Regions from separate parts of the Homo sapiens genome. Here region 1 is linked to region 2. The links are chromatin contacts, found by Hi-C in ENCODE. All regions are on one chromosome and are shown on one strand. The core of a region is the stretch at or near the end of the contact, and the rest is flanking DNA. Distances in the headings are between cores, read along the strand shown. Region 1 holds the start of SMIM36 (small integral membrane protein 36). Region 2 overlaps HLF (HLF transcription factor, PAR bZIP family member).

Region 1 (3,307 bases), core at 138-2,637, 230 kb after region 2:
GTGAATTAACTCATTTAAATAGCCCCAAAAGCTTAGTGGTCCAATCACTATCCCTGAGACACAGAGGTGGCTCAACTTAACCATGGCCACACAGCTAGCAAGTAGAAGAGGCAGGATTTGAACCCAGGCTCCAAGCTTTGTTGTTTTAGTTGTATGCATTCCTTATTCTGTCTTGGAGTTGGGAATAGAACGTGAAGAGCTGGTAGGTACAGAAATAATAATGTTCTGAAGTCTGAACAAGTTCAATGGGGTTGCCTTGACTGGGTGCAGCAGCTCACATCTATAATCCCAGCATTTTGTGAGACTGAGGCAGGAGGATTGCTTGAGGCCAGGAGTTCAATACCAGCCTGGGCAACATAGTGAAACCCCATCTCTACAAAAAAAAGACAGGCGTGGTGTCATGACCTTAGAGTCCTAGCTACATGGGAGGCTGAAGTGGGAAGGTTGCTTGAGCCCAGTTCAAGGCTGCAGTGAGCTATGATCACGCTGCTGCACTTAAGCATGGGCAACAGAGCAAGACTCTGTCTCTTAAAGAAAAGAAAAATAACAACAAAAAACTGGTTGCCTTGGAAAGAAAGAATTTGCAAAGAATAGACTAGACTGGAGTTAGTCTCATTCCTTATCACACACACGCACGTGCACGTGCACACACACACACACACAATATTGCATCCTTTCTCAAAAGTCATTCTCTCCTGTGAGTTGCAAGGACAGCAACATCAGAAATGTACCAGTAACCAACTTCATTATACTACAGCATTGCTGACAGTTTGCATTTGGAGAATTTGACTAAAGACCACTTTGGGCTTCTTACCTTAAACAGTTACTTTTGTCACAAAGAAGGTGACGAGAAAACAGCAAGTAAGACAGAGCTCTCACTTCCTTCATCAAGCGGGATACATGTGCTGAGAGAATTGGAGCCACGATAGGGAGCAGTTTGTCTCTATGGAAAGTCTAGTGGTCTCTCCCCAGTGTCCCTTAGCCAGCCTCATACCATGGTGCTTTTCTTTCCTAGTGGAGCAGGATCCCCCAAAGAAAGGCCAGGCCCCTTTGGCCAGTGGGGCCCAGCGACACTTGGGTGCATCACCACCAACCGGATGGAGGGCTGGGCCTCGAGAGTGGCCTCGGGCGCGTACTCCTTACTGGGATCCTTGCCTCGGCAGTCGTATAGCACGCAGGAGATGAGGAAGACCAGGAGCAAGATGACGTAGCTCGCAACTAGGATGATCAGGTTCAAGGTAACAGGGTCGATCTCCAAGTAGAATTCCATCACTTCTCCCACGGTGGAGAAGTGGGTCTAGAGAAAGGCAATTGGGGTCAGTTTGGGCATTGCAGAGAGCAGATCTTAGAGCATCGGAATAGCTACATTGGCTCTGGAGTAAAAATACATTAATCCCTACTGCTCCAGGAGACCTCGAGGATTAAAGCTGCTCGGTTTAATAACTTAAGCTTGCTGTTAATACCACAGCCACCAAAACACAGAAGCTGTCTGTCATCAGTTCGCCTACACAGAGAGAGAAAGAGAGAGAGAGAGATGGCTCATGAGTTACTGGATCATGGTATATAAGTAGAGCATTCACATAATTCAGCATCCACACAGGCAGTTTGGTGAGCAAAAGTAAGTGTTGTTAATAAGCACTCCATGATGACAGCTAAAAATTGGATTGTCCTGGACAATTGTGCTGTCTTTGTATAAGGGATGTTTAGTGCCATGTATGGAGTGATTTGGAAGATTAGGTCAGTAGGCTTTGGAAGTAAATGTGATTCTTCAACAAGAAGAAGATACTAGTGCCTGATATTTTCACCCTTTCTTCATTTGTTGCCATGTTTCTCATTAGTTAATTCAAAACTACTTTTTGAGTACTTACTTCCTGTGTTTCAGACACTACACTAAGCAAAGGGGATATGGCAGTGATAAGACAGAGAAGCAGGTAGTCTAGCAGGAAAGATAGCCTTTAAACAGATAATTGCACAATTCGCCATTTAAGAACAGTGGAAATCAGTTTATAAGGGACAAATAGAGGGTAAGAGGACAGCGTGTCCCAGTGTGGGTCAAAAAAGCTTCCATGCAGAAGCAACATTTAACCTATGACCTGAAGGATAAGTAGAATTTAGCTAAGTGAGAAGAGACAGGGAAGATTCTTCTAGCCACAAAGAACTGCATATGTGAAGACCCGAAGAGAAAGGAGCCTGGAAAATTGCAAGCACTGAAACAAGGGCAGTGTGACTGGAGCATAAAGAGAATGGGAGCACAAGGTGGGAGAGGTAGACAGGGGCCAGAAGGCACAGGCACTTGTGGGCCATACTCAGGACTTTAGATATGATCCTAGAGCAATGGGATGCCATTGAATGCTTTTGCACAGGGGAGTGACACTACTGAATTTGCATTTTAAAGAGATTCCCAAAGGCTGCCTCAAGGATGCAGAAAAACAAGCAAATTGAGAGGAAGATCAGATACTGATCGGATTACAGTTATTCCTTGATGTACAAATCACTGTCCTGCCTCAGTTGTAGCCTGGTCCCAATAGTCCCGCATAGGCTACTTCATGGGCATGTGCCCTGTGCAGCTGCACAACGTTCCATTCTCAGAAAGAGCTCACACTTGGTTTAATGCTCTGCTGTTGCCATCTTGAAATTCTTAACTTTTCAACTTTGCACTGGGACCCACAAATTACGTATCTGGTCTTGGTCTCATATATGTATTTTTGGCCAGCTAGGGCATCAGTAGCCTTTTCTCCAATAGCTAATAGGACTTTTTGGATACTCCTAGTTAAAAGCTGAAGTTCCCAAAGGTCTGCTGGTTTCTTAGTGTTAAGCTTCAATGGGCTAGTGTCTTCCTGTCAGCCTCCTTTATACTGAGCTTCCATGGGAACCTGAGCATTTGAAGATGTTGTAGTATGGGGTTCTTATGCATCTGGAGACGTTTTTCCAAATAATATCGTCCATGATTCTATGGTCCTGGACTAACTTATGGAATTATAATCCAGAAGATGCATGATTCTGAAACACCATAGATTTAGGGTCAGCCTTATTGGAATCTATTGGGTCTCTTTTGAATACAGATACCTGGATCAACCCTAGATCTACTGAGTTAGAATCTTTGGGACTAGAGTCTGGGGATCTGTATTAATAAAAATCTTCATGGATAATTTTGATCTGCAACCAGGATGGAGAATCATGGCTATAAAAGTAGAAAAAAAGGACGTGAAGAAAATGGGCCAATATGCGGTCACCAGGGCTTTGGTGATCTGTGAAGAGCTATTCCAGGGGGCATTCAACACAGAATTCAACACTGTCCAAGGTTTTA
Region 2 (3,424 bases), core at 925-3,424:
CTTCCGATGTCCTGGAAAAGTGTTTTCTGAGCCTCCAGCACATAATGTTTTACTCTCTGAAGGAGGCTTATTCTGATTAGCTTAACAGAGGGTATGGAAGAAAGGAAGTCTATTGATTCAGCTCCTTGGTCACGAGACAGGAATTGCAAGGTGGAGGGAAGCTGTAATTCCAACACGTAAGTCCATGGATACTCCAGTAAAGCACAGGCATAGGTGCCACTGATCCAGCAGAGGCAGCCACAAACCACAGGCCCTGGTAAGCTGCCTGTGGCCAGAGGTCATGGCTGCAGATTCCAGGGAAACTGCGTCCTCGGTAGGCAGTCAGCCGTACACTCCATACTTGCGATTCTTGATATTTGAAATCAAAATCAAAGTGCAGCCACTTTCTTTAAGGAAGCTTTGGAGAACTTGCCAGTCTGTTTAGGATTGAAGGTGATTCTCAGTTATCCATGCTAAAGGAACAGATAATCTGAAGTTTATTTCTCCTCAGCTGTGGAACGTGCTTTGCGTTTTTGTGCTGTTGATCTGCTTTCCTGGTAAGGTTTGAACTCTTCAGATTTTTCTTTCTATAAAGAACGGTTGAGGGGGAGTGTAGTGCTTTTTGCAGCTCCCCCAGTATGTTTCTAACATAGCCAGCCAAATGTCTCTGAGCCCTTCCAGCCTCCTAACTTTAAATCCATGAACTGCACCAGGGAAATAATCAACCAGTTGCAATTTGTTGAGCACTTACTGTGTGCTCCCTGGGATCCAGGTAACTGTGTGACAAGGACTTGATCCAAGAGTGTGTTGGGCAATAGGGTGAAGTGGGCTCCAGGTTAAACATTGGCTATAGGGATTTACAAAAGAGTTCACTGAGAGTGGGCCTGACTTCCTCTGCTACTGCTGTTTCCTGTTGTTTCCAGTAACTGCACTTGAGCTCTGCATACGGTTAACTTTCAATTATCCTGAGGCTGATTAACTGGTTTGCAGATTAACCAAGGTGAAGGCTCACCTGGGCCTGGGAGTCGCTCATCAACTCAGCTGCTCCATAATTAGCTGGTGATGGCTGATTGCCTGCCCCATGGTTGGGAAGCCTGGGCACTGGGCGACTGCAGGGGAGGGGGACCAAGGGATGACTTCTTCCAGGACCTTCTACTCTCTCCAACCAGAGGTGCCCTCTAGCCCTGTAAACTTCTGCATTCTCCAGCACAGTTCCTGAGAGGTTCAGAAGTTACCTGGGTCCTGGTGCTCTGCTCCTGCTACCTTTCAGCTCCTGCCCCCAACACCCTGTTCAAATTGGGAACAAGTTGACCACAGGGCACAGTGAATTTGAAAGTCCGGAGATTAAGTCATATGTTGAAAGAGGGCCCAGTGAGCAGGGGCCACTAATCCCCTTTCTTCCTCAACCTAGGAACCTCCTCCCTTCCCAAGATATAGATATATATAGATTGAGACCCTGAGCAATGGATCTCTTTTGAGGCCAGTGGAGACCAAGACCACTGAAGCAAGGAGTCAGGGACTGCCCACAACAGCAAAGCTCCCCAGAGTCCAGGCCACCCCATGGTGATTGTTTGGGTTCCCTGTGATTGCCTCCCATGGCTGCCCTCGTTCATAGAGAGTTGACTGCATTTGCCTGGGTCCCTGTGGGGTGAGAGTATGGAAGTATGTGTATTAGTCACACCTTACACCAGACCAGAAGATATACAGTTTAACCTAGGAGTCAAGCTCCTGCTATATTTGGAATGGTCTCAGTTTTGAGACGTGGTACCTTGGATCCCAGGTATATCCAAAGTCTTGAGAGTGTCCATTGAGGACTTTGGTCTGTAGCCACCAAGAAAGAGTAAACATTTGTGCAGGATCATGTTTGATGGGATTCCATGGATTGTTTTCATTTCTTAAGCAGCATTCCCCTGAGCCTTTGACATGTCTTTCCATCTCTGGCTGTGTTCTCACTTGCATTTGCCAGGCCTGCAATGCCTCTGCCTTGATACAACACAGTGTGCCAGCAGCTGCAGTCCCTTTTCAGCCAGGGCCATGGGTTTCCTTGGGTCCTTCTCTCTGGCTCACGTTTTCCAGGGCTGTTGGTGTGTACAGTCTAGAGATCACATTTTATTAACACAAAGAAATCTGCTTGGGCTGCCTGGCTCTTGCAGTCACGTGGAGAGAAATGTGTTCCTTTGGTCCTTCAGCCTGCAGCACTCTGTGCAAAATACAGCAGAGAGCTGGGCACTGGGCCAAGCTTACATTTCACTTCGGAACACACTTTCGCATCACTCCTTGGCAGAACATCCACGGTGGTGTCTATTTGGGGAGTAAGTTAGAGAAGTGTTGTTTGCCTCTTATGAGTGTCGAGAGATAGGACCTTTAGAAAATGTTTTACTTTTGCGCCTGTCTTCATCTTCTTCGCGGTGCCCAGGTACTGAGGTGATCCAGCTAAATGTGGCAGTGATGCCTGAGAGAAGCCCCTTCCTTCCTCGGGCCACCCTTTTCTCTTGCAAAATCAGTAAACAGAGCCAGGACTGCCTGGGACAGGGAAACTTAGGCCAAGGTAATAACATCAAAACCAAAGTCCTGGAACTCTTGAGTAAGCTAGTTACCCTCCCAGATAAAACAACTTTGTTGTCCAAATCTTCTTTCCAAAGATCTAAGACCTTTCTAATGTTGGTCCAAGGCCAGCCATGGAAGGAAGGAACTTCAGCAAGCCGCCTGGAATGGCAAACACTGTTAAAATAAACAAATGGACCTTTGCCATTTGGTTTTCCCTGACTTGTCTATTTTTATTTCTTTTCTCCCCCCACCCTTGTACTTTACCTCTCGATAGTACCCCCCTTTCTCCACCCCTACTCCCATTCTCATCTCACTTTTCTCAGGGGCCAAGCTGGCTGTTTTGCCTTCAGTAAAACAAATATCTAATTTCAAAAAGAGGAATTAGGAGAAAGAGGTGGTATAATTCATTTCTTGGGGTAATCTCGCTTCCCTCAGCTCCTCTATTGTCTGTTCTTGTAGGTGGCCACCTGAAGCTTGACTTGCTTTTGAAAATAAAGTTGGTTTTGGAATTTTAAACCTTCCTTAGGAAAGACTTGAATGGTTAGAAAACAAAGATTTATTGGAATAATAATGACGTTTCTTTTCTCAATGAAATAGACCCCTCTCATAACAAACGGTTGAAAATAAACTCTTTTTCCCCATCACACCAAGCCATAAATTCCATAAGGATTTCCCAGCGCCAAGCCTTATTCAGAGTCTTATATTTACTGCTTTGGAATGTTACTTTTGCCATCAGTATCATCCAGCCAAGCAACAACCAATCAAGACTTACAGAAACTTTTCCAGCTAGATGCATGTGCCAGGCTGCTTCTTCCTTCCATGATGGAAGGCCTCCCTTGTCATAGAGGATGCCCAAAATCTCAGGGACTGGGATACAGCCTCCTGCCAGTCTGTGGGT

The links. Hi-C counts contacts between places; a loop is a spot of excess contacts on that map. Pooled maps may share reads with other maps.
Region 1: a map of sigmoid colon shows a loop between it and region 2 (5-fold over the local background). The contact joins the promoter of SMIM36 here to the enhancer-like site in region 2. A Hi-C loop is called at or near these places in 10 of 168 maps with a recorded cell type or tissue (CD4-positive, alpha-beta memory T cell, GM12878, HCT116 and 7 more), 14 of 37 single-sample maps with no recorded cell type and 19 of 50 pooled maps.

The regions. Positions count from the first base shown.
Region 1 is chr17:55,510,065-55,513,371 of GRCh38, forward strand. SMIM36 (small integral membrane protein 36) reads right to left here and starts at 1,388. Exons shown (of 5, transcript NM_001395421.2): 1 at 815-1,388. The coding sequence starts at 1,270. The coding sequence ends at 989.
Region 2 is chr17:55,283,522-55,286,945 of GRCh38, forward strand. All of the region lies in intron 2 of HLF (HLF transcription factor, PAR bZIP family member), which reads left to right. Among named protein-coding and RNA genes, the nearest start is that of HLF, 20 kb to the left of the region's middle. RefSeq lists an enhancer at 581-3,017. Within about 2 kb of position 2,175, at least 24 of the 41 ENCODE cell types and tissues checked have a DNase peak (open chromatin) inside an H3K27ac peak, as active enhancers do; they include sigmoid colon and transverse colon, where a contact is called at or near this core.